2 separate regions of the Homo sapiens genome follow, and region 2 is linked to region 1. A link is an interaction called in ENCODE POLR2A ChIA-PET data of the cell type or tissue named here. Cell type or tissue: PC-3. All regions are shown on one strand.

Region 1 (8,000 bases):
GAGATGGGGTTTCACCATGTTTGTCAGGCTGGTCTCCAACTCCAGACGTCGTGATCCACCTGGCTCGGCCTCCCAAAGTGCTGGGATTACAGGCGTAAGCCACTGCGCCCGGCTATGCAAACTCAATTTTTCTGTAAGAAAAGAAAAGAAAAGAAAAAAACAAAACTCCAGTGCTTTTTCCAGTATAAAACACCACTTTCTTTTCTTTTCTTTCTTTTTTTTTTGAGACGGAGCCTTGCTGTGTTGCCCAGGCTGGAGTGCAGTAGTGCGATCTCGGCTCACTGCAACCTCCATCTCTCAGGTTCAAGCGATTCTCCTGCTTCAGCCTCCTGAGTAGCTGGGATTACAAGTGCGCCACCATATCCAGCTAATTTTTTTTTTGAGACAAAGTTTCACTCTTCTTGCCTAGGCTGGAGTGCAATGGCGTGACCTTGGCTCACTGCAACCTCCAACTCCCGGGTTCAAGTGATTCTCCTGCCTCAGCCCTCTGAGTAGCTGGGATTACAGGCACCCACCACTACACCAGGCTAATTTTGTACTTTTAGTAGAGACTGGGTTTCTCCATGTTGGTCAGGCTGGTCTCGAACTCCTGACCTTAGGTGATCCATCCGCGTCAGCCTCCTAAAGTGCTGGGATAACAGGCGTAAGCCACCGTGCCGGGCCCTGGCTAATTTTTGTATTTTTAGTGGAGACGGGGTTTCACCATGTTGGTCAGGCTGGTCTCGAACTCCTGACTTTGTGATCCGCCCACCTCGTCCTCCTGAAGTGCTGGGATTACAGGTGTGACTACTGCGCCCAGCCTAAAACACTACTTTCTTAGCTGGGCATGGTGGAACGGGCCTGTAGTCTCTGCTATTTTCAGGGGGCTAAAGTGGGTGGATTGCTTGAGCATGGGAGTTGGAGGCTGCAGTGAGCTATGATTGCACCACTGCACTCCAGCTTAGGTGACAGATCAAGACCCTGTCTAAAAAAAAAAAAAAATATATACACATATACAAGCAAAAAACCAAAAGAAAACAAAAGACTACTTTCATGTGAAACAGCATTATATTTTATTTTTTTGAGACTGAAGTCTCACTCTGTCGCCCAGGCCAGAGTGCAATGGCACGATCTTGGCTCACTGCAACTTCCACCTCCCAGGTTCAAGCGATTCTGCTGCCTCAGCCTCCAGAGTAGCTGGGATTACAGGCATGCACTACCACACCCAGCTCATTTTTGTATTTTTAGTAGAGACGGGGTTTCACCATGCTGGCCAGGCTGGTCTCGAACCCCTGATCTCTTGATCCGCCTGCCTTGGCCTCCTAAAATGCTGGGATTACAGGTGTGAGCCAACATGCCGGTCGTGAAACATCATTTTAGAGTTGGGATAAAGCTTAGTGATCTCTTAGACTAGTAACCTTCTTATGCTGATGAGGCAAATAGGGCTCAGACAAATTAAGTGCCTTGCCCCAGGTCAAGAGCTTGCAGACTGCAGGAGGAATGAAAGGATCCGTGACTCAGTGACTTCCAATTAAGTGCTCTACTGCCCCATATAATTATGAAGCAAATCTGTGTCACTGTAGGGTGAGACCAAATTAACTGCCCAGATTGAGCAGGCACTCACAGGTACCAAGTGAACAATTTACCTGGGAAAAGGTGATACTGGAACTATGTCCAGCTGTCATGTGATTTTGAAATGAGGATTTAGGAGCCACTTGACTAGACTAACTAAACAGTGAATACTGTTATTTTTAAGAGTTTAATCACCTTACTTGGATCATGCCATCCCTCTCCTCAGAAAAGTGCCATATGCCACTTAAAAAAATTAAAAGAAATTAAAAATTTCTGACTAAAAGGGATTTCACAACTTAAATTGGGCAGATCCTGGAGTGTCACAAGACACAATGTTTGGGAATCATTTTTCTGAAGTGTGTCAAACATGAGGAACAGAAGAATAATGCAGTTTATTATTATAAACACCTGGCCTAACCTGTAGGGCAGGGAAGGGAATGTTTGCGCACTTGCTGCCATCAGGAGGAGCAGTGAGGGGGTAAATGACAGCAGGAGGGAAAACCACAGCACACCTCGAGGAGGGCTCCAGCACAGCTGAGCTGGGCTGAGGTTCTCAGGTGCAGTGGCGAAGGGGTAAAGCATCTCTCTTTTGTTTTTGTTTTGAGACGGCATCTCACTGTCGCCCAGGCTTGAGTGCAGTGGCGCAATCGTGGTTCACTGCAACTGTTGCCTCCCAAGTTCAAGCAATTCTCCTGCCTCAGCCTCCTGAGTAGCTGGGATTACAGGCGCCCACCACCACACCCAGATAATTTTTGTATTTTTAGTAAAGACGGGGTTTCACCACGTTGGCTAGGCTGGTCTCGACCTCCCGACCTCAGGTGATCTGCCCACCTTGACCTCTCAAAGTGCTGGGATTACAGGCGTGAGTCACCGTGCCCAGCCTAAAGCATCTCTCTTAAGGGAAGAGGGAAGAATAAGGGACTGTGAAAGAAAAACAAAAAGACAGCTGAAAAGAGGAGTGTAAATCAACACAAACAACAGAGATGAGGAAAGTAATTATTTTTCTGTAAGATACAGGGTCTCATTCTGTTCAGTGGAGTGCACTGGCACGATCATGGCTCACTGCAGCCTCAAACACCTAGGTTCAAGTGATCCTCCCGCCTCAGCCTCCTGCGTAGCTGGGACTACAGGCTCATGTCACCATGCACAGCTAATTATTTTTAAAAATAGAGAAGGGGTCTTGCTATGTTGGCCAGGTTGGTCTTGAATTCCTGGCCTCGAGTGATCTTTCTGCCTAGGTCTCCCAACGTGCTAGGATTACCTGTGTGAGCCACCACGCCTGGATAATTTTTAGATTTTTTTGTAGAGATGAGATCTCGCTATGATGACCAGGCTGTGGAAATACATAAGCACAAGTATGATACTGACTTTTGGAATTTAAAAGGAGCAGCAGTAGTTCTTTCTGTGTGGAAACATTTTGGCTGTGGACGGTGGTCAGTGGGCAGAATGGGCATGATAGCTTAGAAGTCTGCAAAATATTCTTTCTTTTTTTGAGACAAAGTCTTACTCTGTTGCACAAGCTGGAGGGCAGTGGCGTGATCTCTGCTCACTGCAACCTCCACCTCCTGGGTTCAAGCAATTCTCCTGCCTCAGCCTCCCGAGTAGCTGGGACTACAGGCGTGCGCCACCATTCCCAGCTAATTTTTTTGTATTTTTAGTAGAATGTTGGCCAGGCTGGTCTTGAACTCCTGACCTCGTGATCCATCTGCTTCATCCTCTCAAAGTGCTGGGATTACAGGCATGAGCCACCGCGCCTGGCTGTGTCTTTCTTTTTCTTTTTTTTTTGAAACAGAGTCTTGCTCTGTTGCCCAGGCTGGAGTGCAGTGTCCTGATCTCAGCTCACTGCAAGCTTCGCCTCCCAGGTTCAAGCCATTCTCCTGCCTCAGCCTCCCCAGTAGCTGGGACTATAGGCGCCCGCTCCCACGCCTGGCTAATTTTTCTATTTTTTTTTAGTAGAGACGGGGTTTCACCATGTTGGCCGGGATGGTCTTGATCTCCTGACCTTGTGATCTGCCTGCCTCAGGCTCCCAAAGTTCTGGGATTACAGGTGTGAGCTACCATACCCAGCTCCTTTAGTTTCTCAAAGGTAATTATTACTTATATTAAAAAGAAAAAGAGGCCGGGTGCAGTGGCTCACGCCTGTAATCCCAGCACTTTGGGAGGTTGAGGCGGGCGGATTACTTGAGGTCAGGAGTTTGAGACCAGTCTGGCAAACATGGTGAAACCCCATCTCTAATAAAAATACAAAAATTAGCCGGGCGGGGTGGTACATGCCTTTAGTCCCAGCTACTTGGGAGGCAGTGAGCCAAGATCATGCCACTGCACTCCAGCCTGGGTGACAGAGCAAGACTCTGTCTCAGAAAAGAAAAAAAAAAAATGAAAAGAAAAAAAGGTCAGAAGTTTCTAGACACTAAATCCTCCTTAAGGATGGGTACAGAAATTCATGCTTGTAATCCCAGCACTTTGGGACACAGAGGCGCAAGGATTGCTTGAGCCCAGGAGTTTGAGGCTGCAGTGAGCTGACTGCACCACTACACACCAGCCTGGGGGACAGAATGAGATTCTGCCTCTAAAACAAACAAAAACACCAAAAATCCTCCTTAAAATTTTGCAAGGAAAATTGCAAAATTAATCATTAATCAATTTGCACTCTAAAACTGTAGAATTAGAATTATTTTCCTTCCACAAAAACAGCAGGAGTTTGGGACACAGCTATCAAAGCTATTCAATATTCAATATTCAATATTCAGCCTCAATATTCAATGAGGGAGGTGGGTGAAAGGTGGTGCTGGCCCAATAGGGGGAATACAGGCAGGACACCACCTCAAAGTAACAGTTATCCATTTACACTTTCATTTTAAATCTTTATTGCTTTTCTCTGATTATAAAAATAAATGCTCATGGTAGAAAATTCAGATCTTCCAGAAATATGAATGCGGAGAGTAAAAATCTGTAACTCTTAAGAGTGCATCATTCCAGCTTTTTCTTTTAAGAATTATTTAAAACCTCACTAACATTTATTTAAAACACTTTTTTAAAAAAGTAGGATATGCTATGTTTAATCCAGCAACTTGCTTTTCTTGCTAAAGATTTTATTTGGTCTACTGAGTAAACAGAGATCCACCGCATTGTTTTTGAAAAGTTGGATAGTATTCTATGGCATGAATGAATCACAGTTTAACCACATTTCCTCTCATGGAAAAATGTTTTTACAATTATTGACTTTGGTCAATAATCTTGCTCACATATCCTTGTGCACATGTGATAGCATTTTTGGATATCCAAATCCTAGAAATGGATTTGCTGGGTCAAAGGGTGTGTGCATTAACATTTTTATTAGACTGCATTTACATTTTAAATCTTCAAAATTGGTCTGCAGTATGAAATGGCACTAGCTCAATTTTTTGTTGTCTCTCGCCCAGCCATCACCAAGTCTAGTTTAATTCTTTTGTCAGAAGTCATTGAGATGACAGCTTCCTGTCACAGGCTGGCATGCAACCTCAGGTGTTTTCAGTCTTTAGTGCCACAACTCTAATGCACTTCAAAAATAATTGCCATTTTTTTTAGAGGGGTGAGCTTTTTCATTTTTTTTTTTTTTTCAAATGACACTAGCTTCATATATCTTTTTGGAGCTTTGGATAGGATTTAGAAAAAGAGATAAAACAAGACGAATCTATTGCCCAATTCTTCCTTCTTTCATCTGCTGGAGTTAACTATAACATATTGGTGCTCTTCGGACAACCACCTGGGTTATTGGCTGCAAGAGGCCGTATCTGCCAGTTCCCATCTACTTAGCATACCATTATTCTCTTTCTAACACTTTTCCAGTATTTGTCACATTAAACCTAAGTTAACTGTTCTGGCCACCTAAGCAACACTTCCATTTTGAGAGGACAAAGAAGACAACATTTCAAGAGTACAATACTGGTAACAGTACCCTCCTGGACCACTTAGAATAAAGTGATTTTTTGCTTCTTCTAAACTCATAGATTTTAAAACACCTGCACTCATTAACTTGCCAATTGGTCATGAACTTCCTTTGGAGTTAAAAAAAAATACAACATATAAAAGATTAGTCATTAAAGTGTTTTTACAAATCAAATACTAGCTACATTCTCCCCACTATAAATAGGAATATATATGTGTCATGAAAGTACAAACTAAATAATATTCAAGATTCTTTCTAGCCCTGGCCAGGTTTGGTGTCTCACCCCTGTAATCCCAGAACTTTGGGAGGCCAAGGCGGGCAGATCACTTGAGGCCAGGAGTTCAAGATCAGCCTGGCCAACATGGTGAAACCCCATCCCTACTAAAAATACAAAAATTAGCTGGGCATGGTGGCGGGTGCCTGTAATCCCAGGTACTCAGGAGGCTGAGGCAGGAGAATCACTTCAACCCAGAAGGTGGAGGTTGCAGTGAGCCGAGATCACCCCACTGCACTCCAGCCTGGATGACAGAGTGAGGCTCTTGTTGCAAAAACAAAAAAAAAACAAAGATCCTTTCCACCCCTAACACTTTATTAATCTACTGGTTTTCAAAGAATTAGAATCCAATATAAGAAAATATATGTAAACTACTAGAGCTAGAGTAAGAATAACAGTATTTTTTTTTTTGTTTTTGAGATGGGGTCTCACTCTGTTGCCCAGTGGTGAGATCTCGGCTCACTGCAACCTTTGTCTCCTGGGTTCAAGTGATTCTCCTGCCTCAGCCTACCCAGTGGCTGGGATTACAGGCTCATGCTACCATGCCCAGCTAATTTTTTTATTTTTAGTAGAGACAGGGTTTTACCATGTTGGCCAGGCTGGTGTTGAATTCCTGACCTCAAGTGATCCACCCGTCAGGCTCCCAAAATGCTGGAATTACAGGTGTGAGCCACCACACCTGGCCAAGTAAATCTTATTTATTTATTTATTTATTTTAAAGACTGAGTCTTGCTTTGTTGCCCAGGCTGGAGAGCAGTGGTGTGATCTCAGCTCACTGCAACCTTTGCTTCCAGGGTTCAAGCGATTCTCCTGCCTCAGCCTCCCGAGTAGCTAGGACTACAGGCGTGCATCACCATGCCCAGCTAATTTTTTGTATTTTTAGTAGAGATGGGGTTTTGCCATGTTGGCCAGGCTGGTCTCGAGCTCATGGCCTCAAGTGATCTGCCTGTGTCGGCCTCCCAAAGTGCTGAGATTACAGGCATGAGCTGTGCTCAGCCCCCCCTTTTTTTTTTTTTTTTTTTTAAGAGAAGGGGTCTTGCTATGTTGCCCAGGCTGGTCTGAAACTCCTTAGTTCAAGCAATCCTCCCACCTGAGCCTCCCAAAATTCTGGGATTACAGGTTTGAGCCACTGTGCCCAACCCTTGAGTGAATCTTTGATTTAGAAAGCAGCGCACTATTTTTTCTAAAGCTGGAGATCATCATTATAAAGATCAGCTTCGAGAAACTAAACTGACCCCAAGCTGTAATCCAAAAGTTATTTATTTGAATAAAACCCCTCTCCCAAGACCCAAAACAACATGGTATCAAGCAGTAAAAGAGAAGTGCCTGTATAAGCATACAGTATATTTCAAATGTTACTATATAAACAAAGAAAATGTTTATGTATAACATTTATATTCTGGACTATGTCAGTGGTGGTATGACACTAATGAGAGAAATATCTGCCCTCAAATCCATGTCAAATGTGCAGTTATTTGGATTTAAGGCCAACGAAAAAGATGCAGTGAAAAAGAGACTAAAAAACAGAATCAGCATGAAAGAAGGATTCATCTAAATCTGGGGCATAATTTGGATAATATACAACATTAAAAAAATAAAGACAGGAGAAAGGGGAGGAAATGTACAAGAAATAATTTTAGAAAGTCATTCCAGAAAAAAAATCTATCTTATAAAACATATTTTAATGCTAGTCTTTTAGTACTTATTTATGTCAGGCCACCTCTTACTGGATGTTTGGTTTCCTGTGCTGAGACTCAGAAAAATTGTCTTGTGGTTAGAAAATAGCATATTCTCAAGGCAGTTGACTGAAAAGTATATTTTTTTGGCATGCCATTTTTTACAACAAATTTTACTTTAAAAAGAGGGTGAATTAATTAGCTTGGAGATTAACTCTCACTGGTAGAAGTGTAGTGGATTTATTCAGCATGCTTAAAAAAGAAAATGGATCAGAATTTAGGATTTTATATATATGTAACTGACAGAACCTGAGATAAAGGAGAGTTTTTCACTTGCAAAAAATAAAAAATAAATAAATAAATAATAAAAATAAAGAAAGAAAAAGAAAAATTAAGAACACTGAAGGGATGGTGGGAAAGATTTCTTAAAAAAGAGTAGTTAGGGCCGGGCGCGGTGGCTCACGCCTGTAATGCCAGGAGATAGAGACCATCCTGGCTAACACGGTGAAACCCCATCTCAACTAAAAATACAAAAAATTAGCCGGGCGTGGTGGCGGGCGCCTGTAATCCC
Region 2 (8,000 bases), 92 kb after region 1:
TTTTGTTTTGTTTGTTTTGTTTTGTTTTTTGACGGAGTCTTGCTCTTGTCACCCAGGCTGGAGTGCAGTGGCGCGATCTTGGCTCACTGCAACCTGCGCCTCCCGGGTTCAGGTGGTTCTCCTGCCTTAGCCTCCCTAGTAGCTGGGATTACAGGTGCCTGCCACCCCACCCAGCTAATTTTTTTATTTTTAGTAGAGATGCGGTTTCACCATGTTGGCCAGGCTGGTCTCCAACTCCCAACCTCAAGTGATCCACCCTCCTCAGCCTCTCACAGTGCTGGGATTACAGGCGTGAGCCACCGTGCCCGATGATTTTTAAAAAATTATTTAAATTTTTTTTTACTTGAGTAAAGACATATTCTAACATAACTGGTATTATCTTTGTGAATTTCTCCGCAATATTTATTTACATGTTTCTACTAAGTTCTAATCATTCTATTTCTTGACGATACTTTTATCTTCTACTTTTCCTTTGTTGTTAACGCTATTTTCACAATACTGTTGACAGTAGCAGGACCTTTGACTGTTTACAGAGTTCTCGTCTGCCAAATATACTTCTAATGAGCATCTTTATGCAGATTTGGGTTGTTTTTAAAAGGTAGTTAAATTTCCCAATAGTGTGATTAATGAATCAAAAAGGATGCCTGTTTTAATGGCTGTACTGTTGCCCAGTTGGTTTCTAAAAGTGTTAGAACTAGTTGCTAAGTTTAATGAATGGAGGGGGAAATGTACTTAATTTTTATAACACCTTTCGCTCAAGAAAAGGTGTAGTTATTATGTGTGTTCTCTCCCATCTCCAATTCTAGATTCTAGTTGCTGTAGATCTCACTTTCAAAACAACTATCTTTGATGTGATACAGTTAATATTTCATATACTTTTATTAACTGATTGAGAATCTTAGCCTAAAGGTAAAAATCTCCTGCAACTTCCTCTCGGCTTTTCAGGCTTGGTCGGTTAGTCAGGTGCCATTCCGCTGCTAATTATTCAGTAGCTATATATGAGTTCTCCGTCTTTGTGTAAGTCATGCCACTTTTTTCTTTTTTTTTTTTTTGAGATGGAGTCTCACTCTGTCGCCCAGGCTGGAGTGCAATGGCACAATCTCGGCTCACTGCAAACTCTGCCTCCCGGGTTCACGCCATTCTCCTGCCTCGGCCTCCCGAGTAGCTGGGACTATAGGCGCCCGCCACCATGCCCAGCTAATTTTTTTTGTATTTTTAGTAGAGATGGGTTTTCACCATGTTAACCGGGATGGTCTCGGTCTCCTGACCTCGTGATCCACCTGCCTCGGCCTCCCAAAGTGCTGGGATTACAAGCGTGAGCCACCGTGCCCGGCCAGTCATGCCACTTTTAATGAGGAGGACACGTTCTGAGATATGTGTCATTAGGTGATTTTGCCATGCAAACATCATGGAGAACACTTAAAACAAACCTAGATAGTATAGCTTACTACACATCTAGGCCGTGTGGTAGCCTGTTGCTCCTAGCCACAAACCTGTAAAACACGTTACCTTACAGAATACTGTAGACAGTTGTAACACCATGGCAAGCATTTATGCATCTAAACATATCTAAACATAGAAAAGGTACAGTAAAAATAGGGTATTAATAATCTTGCAGGACCACGGTCATATACGTGGTTCGTCCTTGACAGAAACAACATTATGCAGCACATGACTGTAGCTTGTTCCCTCTAGTAAATGCATCAACACTAGTAATGCAGGGGGGAATGATTTTAGCTTACGTTTTCCCACTCAGGTTAGCAGAAAGGTCTTTCCACTTCTTTTGGTTCTTATCTCTACTCTTGGCGGTGTTACAATAGCGACATAAGTAAACAGTACAACTTGGTGCCTATAAGTCATAAGAAATATAGCTTTGCCACCTTAAATCTTTTCAACCTGTTTTTAAATTTTTTAGATTGTTTAAAATATCTGGATTTAGTACACCTGTTTGCTTTTGAGGTTGCATAGCAACTTTTCTGAGGATTTCTGAAGAAACTTCTTAGTTTTCCAGAGTTTTTGTCCTATTTTGGGCCAAATTTTGAATCTTAATTACTCAAGGTTTAGTCTGAGATGCAAACTGGATTTATTGTGTCTGAAAATTAATTTTAAGCCATATGCGAAGTCAGGTAATCTAGTGTTGTAATTGTCTTGCTTGCCCTGCTGTTCTCTGCAACCGTCTCTCCTTCTACTCAACGATAATTAGCACGTGCGAAATTACCCACTGAGGCATGATCATGCTGTGCGCAGGCCGTCTAATCTAGCCACCTGCTTGAAGTGCTCTTCATGGCAAATCTTTTCTGAATTAGTTGAGATTCTGCTTATATACAGTGCCTTGGTCACCTACTAAGGGTGTCCTTGTTTCTCTTTAGAGTAGCACTCCTTGAGGGCAGCAGCCCTATGTATCCAAAGTGGTCAGCCCAGTGTGTTGGTGGAGATTAGATCTTAAATGAGTGAATTTGAATCCCACTAATTTGTACCTTTGTAAAATGGGTTGGGAATGAGCTGTTTCCTTGTGAAGGAAAGATTAGTTAAGCAAATTTCTGTGTAGGGAAGCTTTTTCTGTAATGAGAATAAACTCTTCCAGTGCTCTCAGGTAAGCCAGAGCCTTCCTTTGTAGGTCAGTTGTGCCTGCTTCTCTCACTTTACTGTAGTGTGACTTTAGTCTAAAACATGTCTTTAGTAACAGGTTTCTGCCTTTCTTGAGATAATTTGGGGAGCTTTTGTTTAAATGCTATCAAGTTTGAATAATTTTGGGGGAAGTATTTTTGCTTCTCCCTGGTTTGCTTACTGATTTCGCTGTTGAAGGAGAAAAAAAGGTTTATTATCAATAAAATGTAATTTTCTATAGGAGAAATAAGTGGTCATTCTTTTTCCATAATTTATTCTGTGTCTCTGTCCTAGATGAATATCTTTCCCAAATGTTATCTGTATTTATTAATAATATTAAATCCATAATTTAAAGAATGGAGTTATTCATTATTAGGATAGTTATTTTTATATGATTTAGGTAATCTGGAACACGGGCTGGGAAATTTTTTTCCATCTCCTCCTCCTCCCTTCCTCGCATTCTCAATGTTAATCTGCAGTTCTTTTGTATAATTTTTTTGTTGTTGCTGCCGCCCAAGATGGAGTGCAGTGGCATGATCTCGGCTCACTGCAACCTCCGCCTCCCGGGTTCGAGCAATTTTTTGTCTTGGCCTCCCAAGTAGCTGGGATTACAGGCGCATGCCACCACACCTGGCTAATTTTTGTATTTTTAGTAGAGACAGGGTTTCATCATGTTGGTCAGGCTGGTCTTGAACTCCTGAGCTCAGGTGATCCACCTGCCTCAGCCTCCCAAAGTGCTGGGGTTACAGGCATGAGCTACCGTACCCAGCCAGCATTAATATATTAATCCACTATTTACCCTGGAAGTGATGCTCTATTTTAAACGAATTGAATTTTCTCTGCAGAAAGAGTCACTTTTCTTTTTAGTTGGAAGTGTTTTAAAAATCGTTTCTGTTTCTGAGGATGACAACAGCTCACAGTAACAAAAGCTTGTATTGTAAATGCAATATAACTTGGAAGAATTTTAAATATACAAAGTCTTGGTTGTTATACATGGTGATTTTGTGCACTTACTTTTATTTAAAAAGAGGACGAAGAAGAAACTGGCTTTGTGCTCCATGAATTTGAGCTTTGTGTTGTGTATACATTGCTCCTGGTTCACTGGTAATGCTGCCCATGATGACATTTTTCTGTTGTAGTCGGCGAGGCTCTGGCCTGGGCAAAAGAGGAGCAGCTGAAGCTCGTCGACAGGAGAAAATGGCAGACCCTGAAAGCAACCAGGAGGCAGTAAATTCTTCAGCTGCTCGGACAGATGAAGCTCCCCAAGGAGCTGCAGGTAGATTGGTACTTCTTAGCTTTAAAATGCGTTTCTGTCTTTTACAGATTTGATGGGCAGAGGGAGGGAAGTATGCTAGGTGTTACTATCGTATAAACTTCTTGTTCTGTTTTGTTTTACTTTACCAGTTTGATATTTTGATTAGTTGGATTTGGTTGCCATTTTAAAATTCTCATCCAAATTTGCTCTAATTACATTCAAAAGGCTTTTAGGAAGAAGCAAACTCTGTTTAAGCTTTTTATATATTGACTAGTGTGTATAATTGCCCATTGATTGAAAGAATTTAAATTCATAGTAAAAATGTAAGGATATAGTTTAAATTGCTTCACACATATATAAATTTTAATTTAGAATTTTTGTAAGCCCTAAAATACAAGTATTCAGTTTGAACCTTAGCTGTAAGAATAGTATTTATATTGTTATGGGCTTCTCATTTTTATTCTTGATATATTAGAAGCACAAAATTAAGGCTTTTCTCTCAGCTTTAAATAATGTACCCATTACCTGTACCAAAACAAGGCTAATACTTCAACTATTAATTCTGGCTGATGGATATCAAAATGTAGTTTCTGTTGACATTTCTCAATGACATGAACAACTGATAAAAAAATGTTAAAATCAATCACTATAGGCTTATATGTATGAGTCCCTTAAATCAGATGATACACACAGGTTTAGATACAGGCATATACTTCCTTTTGAATAAAGATATTTCAGATACTATTGTTTACTATTAGGATACGTTGTCATTTTCTTTAATGTCTGTGGTTGATCATATGTCATAGTTTGCCAGGAAGGTTGTGGTTTACCCGCTATTGATGTCTTCTTGTTTTTTCTAGCTTAGGATTTTTTTCTTTTAAGCACTACACTTTCTTAGTTTTATATGATAAATTATATGGTGGGAGAGGAGTTTTTTCCCATATTTGTTTTCCTAGAATAGTTTTTTGAAGGTTTAAATGGTAGATATTTGGAAAGTCCATTTAATTGCAACTCATTAAAACTGGTTGTGACTCACAGTCTGTCCCAGTGCTGTACGCTCCTTCCCAGTCTTCTAATGTTTATTTGAAGCCTGAATGTGGAAATGGGGCAATTCCCAAATGGGTAACAGAAAAGGAGCTGCAGGCTATTAATGTAGACTCACTACAGTAATTATTATAACTAATATACAGTGTACACTACATTGCAGTCCAGCCATAGTATTAAGCACTTTACATATATTCTTATTTAATATTCCAAACAACCTGCTGAGGTATGAGTGTTATTATTACCATTTTTTAAGTGAGGAAAAACGGAGACAAACATTGCTTATGCTTGCTCAGGGTTACAAGCTGTGATGTGTGACTTCCCAAAGCCAGGCATATTTGTAACAGCATTGTTGTCTAATGCAGTTACAAGAGTTTATATAATTTATACGAATATATAATTGAAGGCTGGAATGGGAACGGGGTTCAAAATTTTGTTCCCCTATTTATTTACCTAAGAGGATAAAAGCATACAGGAATCAGGCTCATCCGACTGCCTTTCTAAACAGTTCCAGGCATTACACTGTCATTTATGTTTCAAATTACAGTGTGGTACAGGTGTTTCCCAAGCTGTGTATTGTAGCTGGTGATAAAAAATACATGTGGCATGTGCACTTGTATTAGAAAACTGACTTCATTACATTTTGGAGGATAGATCTCTTATGAATTATAGGAATTTCTCTGCTGACTCATGAAAGTATTTATGGGGAAATAAGCTAATTATTTAGCAGCTTTACGTTAAGTTCTTCATGATAATGTGCTTTAGTTTCTGCATGTGTAAAATGGGAATGTAGAAGAAAATACCTAAATTAGTATGGTGTATAGGTTTGTGGACTTAGAGCTCTTTTTGACAAGTAAACGTTTTCGGATAGTACTTGTATAGTCGATATAAGACTCCATTGGAAACATTTATTTGGAAATAATGTTGTTATTATTTTAAAAAGCCCAACCACATTAGCTCTTCATGTAAGAAATGCTAGCCTTTGAAGTTGAAAGTGTAGTGTTTGCCACGCTTTCCCACGAGTCAGAGGCAGACTCCTGTGCATTCTTTTTTTTTTTCTTCTTTGAGGAAAAGTTTCTCTCTGTTGCCCAGGTTGGAGTGCTGTGTTGCAATCTCAGCTCACTGCAGCCTCTGCCTCCTGGGTTCAAGTGATTCTCTTGCCTCAGCCTCCTAAGTAGTTGGGACTACAAGTGCCTGACACCACAGCCGGCTAATTTTTGTATTTTTAGTACAGAAGGGGTTTCACCATGTTGGCCGGGCTGCTGTCCAACTCCTGACCTCAAGTGATCTGCCCACCTTGGCCTCCCAAAGTGCTGGGATTACAGGCGTGAGCCTCTGCACCTGGTCTGCTATGCATTCGTAGATTTGGACATAATCAGAACTGTACAGACCTTTATAGTGTTGATAAAGTCTTGCAAATGCTAGTGGTACTAAAGTAAGGAATGAACTATTTTTCTTTATGCTTGTAAAATAATGTCAGCTTCATTTTGCATTGGGTAGCTTTATAGTTTCGGAAGAAATGATCAGGGTTAGATCACATAAAGAAAGTGGTCCAATTTTGTTAACTTTGCATCAATTGGTTAAAGTATAAAAATTTGTCACTCCATGTAGAATGTTTGCATTCTGATTTAGACAACATCTCTCCAGTATTTTCACTTGTGTGTATTGGAAACTGTCTTACACAGTACTGTGAAGATAGGCTAAGACTAAACGGGAAATATCTGTTGAAAATCTGGCATTGGATTTTATCTACTGATAGTCACATTTTTATATTTGACTCTGGGAACAAATCTGGCCTATGCCTAAGGAGGTTTGAAGCCTTGACGAAAGAACTGTAGCTGACTGCTGTTGATTAATTACATTTTCGTATCTGCATGACCTTACAGAACAGCTATCTCTATACTACTACTTAAATTAGCCAGAGGCTTGGCTGGTTTAAGTCTTCTAATTTTGTAAAACATACAAAACTAGTAGTTTTTTTGTTTTTTTTTTGTTTTGTTTTGGTAAAACCAAACTAATTTTGTAAAACATATACAAAAATAGTTTTTATATATGTTTTACAAAATTAGATAACTCATAACTCATATCTAAACTCCCACTTTAGATAACCTAAACTACTTCATAAAAGGGAACAAAAGCTTAATACTTGCTATCAGAGGTATGGCAAAAGAATCCTTTTCTTCACAATTAGTTTCCAATTTCTGTCAAAACCAGCACCCTACCCTCTACTGATAATCAGACTTCTGGCAGTAGCTCACACCTGTAACTCCAACATTCAGAGGCCGAGGCAGGTGGATCACTTGAGTTCAGGAGTCTGAGATCAGCCTGGGCAACATGGTGAAACCCTGTCTCTACAAAAAAATACAAAACTTAGCCAGACTTGGTGGCATGTACCTGTGGTACCAGCTACTCAGGAGGCGGAGGCAGGAGGATCGCTTGAGCCCTGGAGGCGGAAGTTGCAGTGAGCTGTAAATTGCACCATTGCACTTCAGCTTGGGCAAGAGAGCAAGACCCTGTCTCAAAAAAATAAAAATAAAAAAGATTCTGTGGCTCCCCAAAGGTTGGGACCCTGCTATAATAGAACCTTAGCATCTCTTTTAATTATGTTCTTCTATAGGTTTTATGTTTTGATTAATTGATGTCTTTGTGGCAGTGCAGTTTGAGATATTCATTATGAAAGTCGTTAGAATAAAATATTTAAGAAGTAATGTTAGGTAGAAACCTTTAATGGTTGTAGGTCTGGAGAACATTTTAAAGTAAAATCAAGTAGATTCTCTGATAAATAAACTTAAAAACCCAGCAGTACTCTAACAGGTTAGATTTCTGTGTGTTTGTTTTTTAATGTATGGGCTCCAGAGTGTGTTTTAAAAAATACCCACTATTTCATTTGTTAAAACTCGGTATTTGCTTCCTACATAGATGGAATAGTCTTAAGATAAGTTTAAGAGCCATTTCAGTTATTATTGTACCTAGTAACAGTATTCGTTAACAGCATTTCTGTATAATGTGAAGAAGCAACTGTATTTGAATTAAAAATCACTGCTAAAGAATATATTTGAGTCATACAGTTTCTAAGGGTACAACCTGTGAAGTC

Evidence for each region. Peaks named below come from ENCODE experiments on the same cell type or tissue, not always from the same donor. Only the 100,000 strongest peaks of a DNase experiment are listed, where the experiment ranks them.
Region 2: POLR2A ChIA-PET joins it to region 1 with 11 read pairs; 12 of 35 experiments call an interaction of 5 or more read pairs at or near these places.

What each region holds. Positions count from the first base shown.
Region 1 is chr2:229,924,902-229,932,901 of GRCh38, reverse strand. All of the region lies in intron 1 of FBXO36 (F-box protein 36), which reads right to left. Among named protein-coding and RNA genes, the nearest start is that of FBXO36, 6.4 kb to the right of the region's middle. In PC-3, a CTCF peak has its summit at 1,961; DNase peaks (open chromatin) are centred at 1,991 and 4,791; H3K4me3 peaks cover 1,374 bases; H3K27ac peaks cover 2,921 bases.
Region 2 is chr2:229,832,731-229,840,730 of GRCh38, reverse strand. TRIP12 (thyroid hormone receptor interactor 12) reads left to right here. Exons shown (of 42, transcript NM_001348323.3): 6 at 3,747-3,883. Among named protein-coding and RNA genes, the nearest start is that of TRIP12, 85 kb to the left of the region's middle. In PC-3, no CTCF peak of the experiment used is centred here; no DNase peak of the experiment used is centred here; H3K27ac peaks cover 1,084 bases.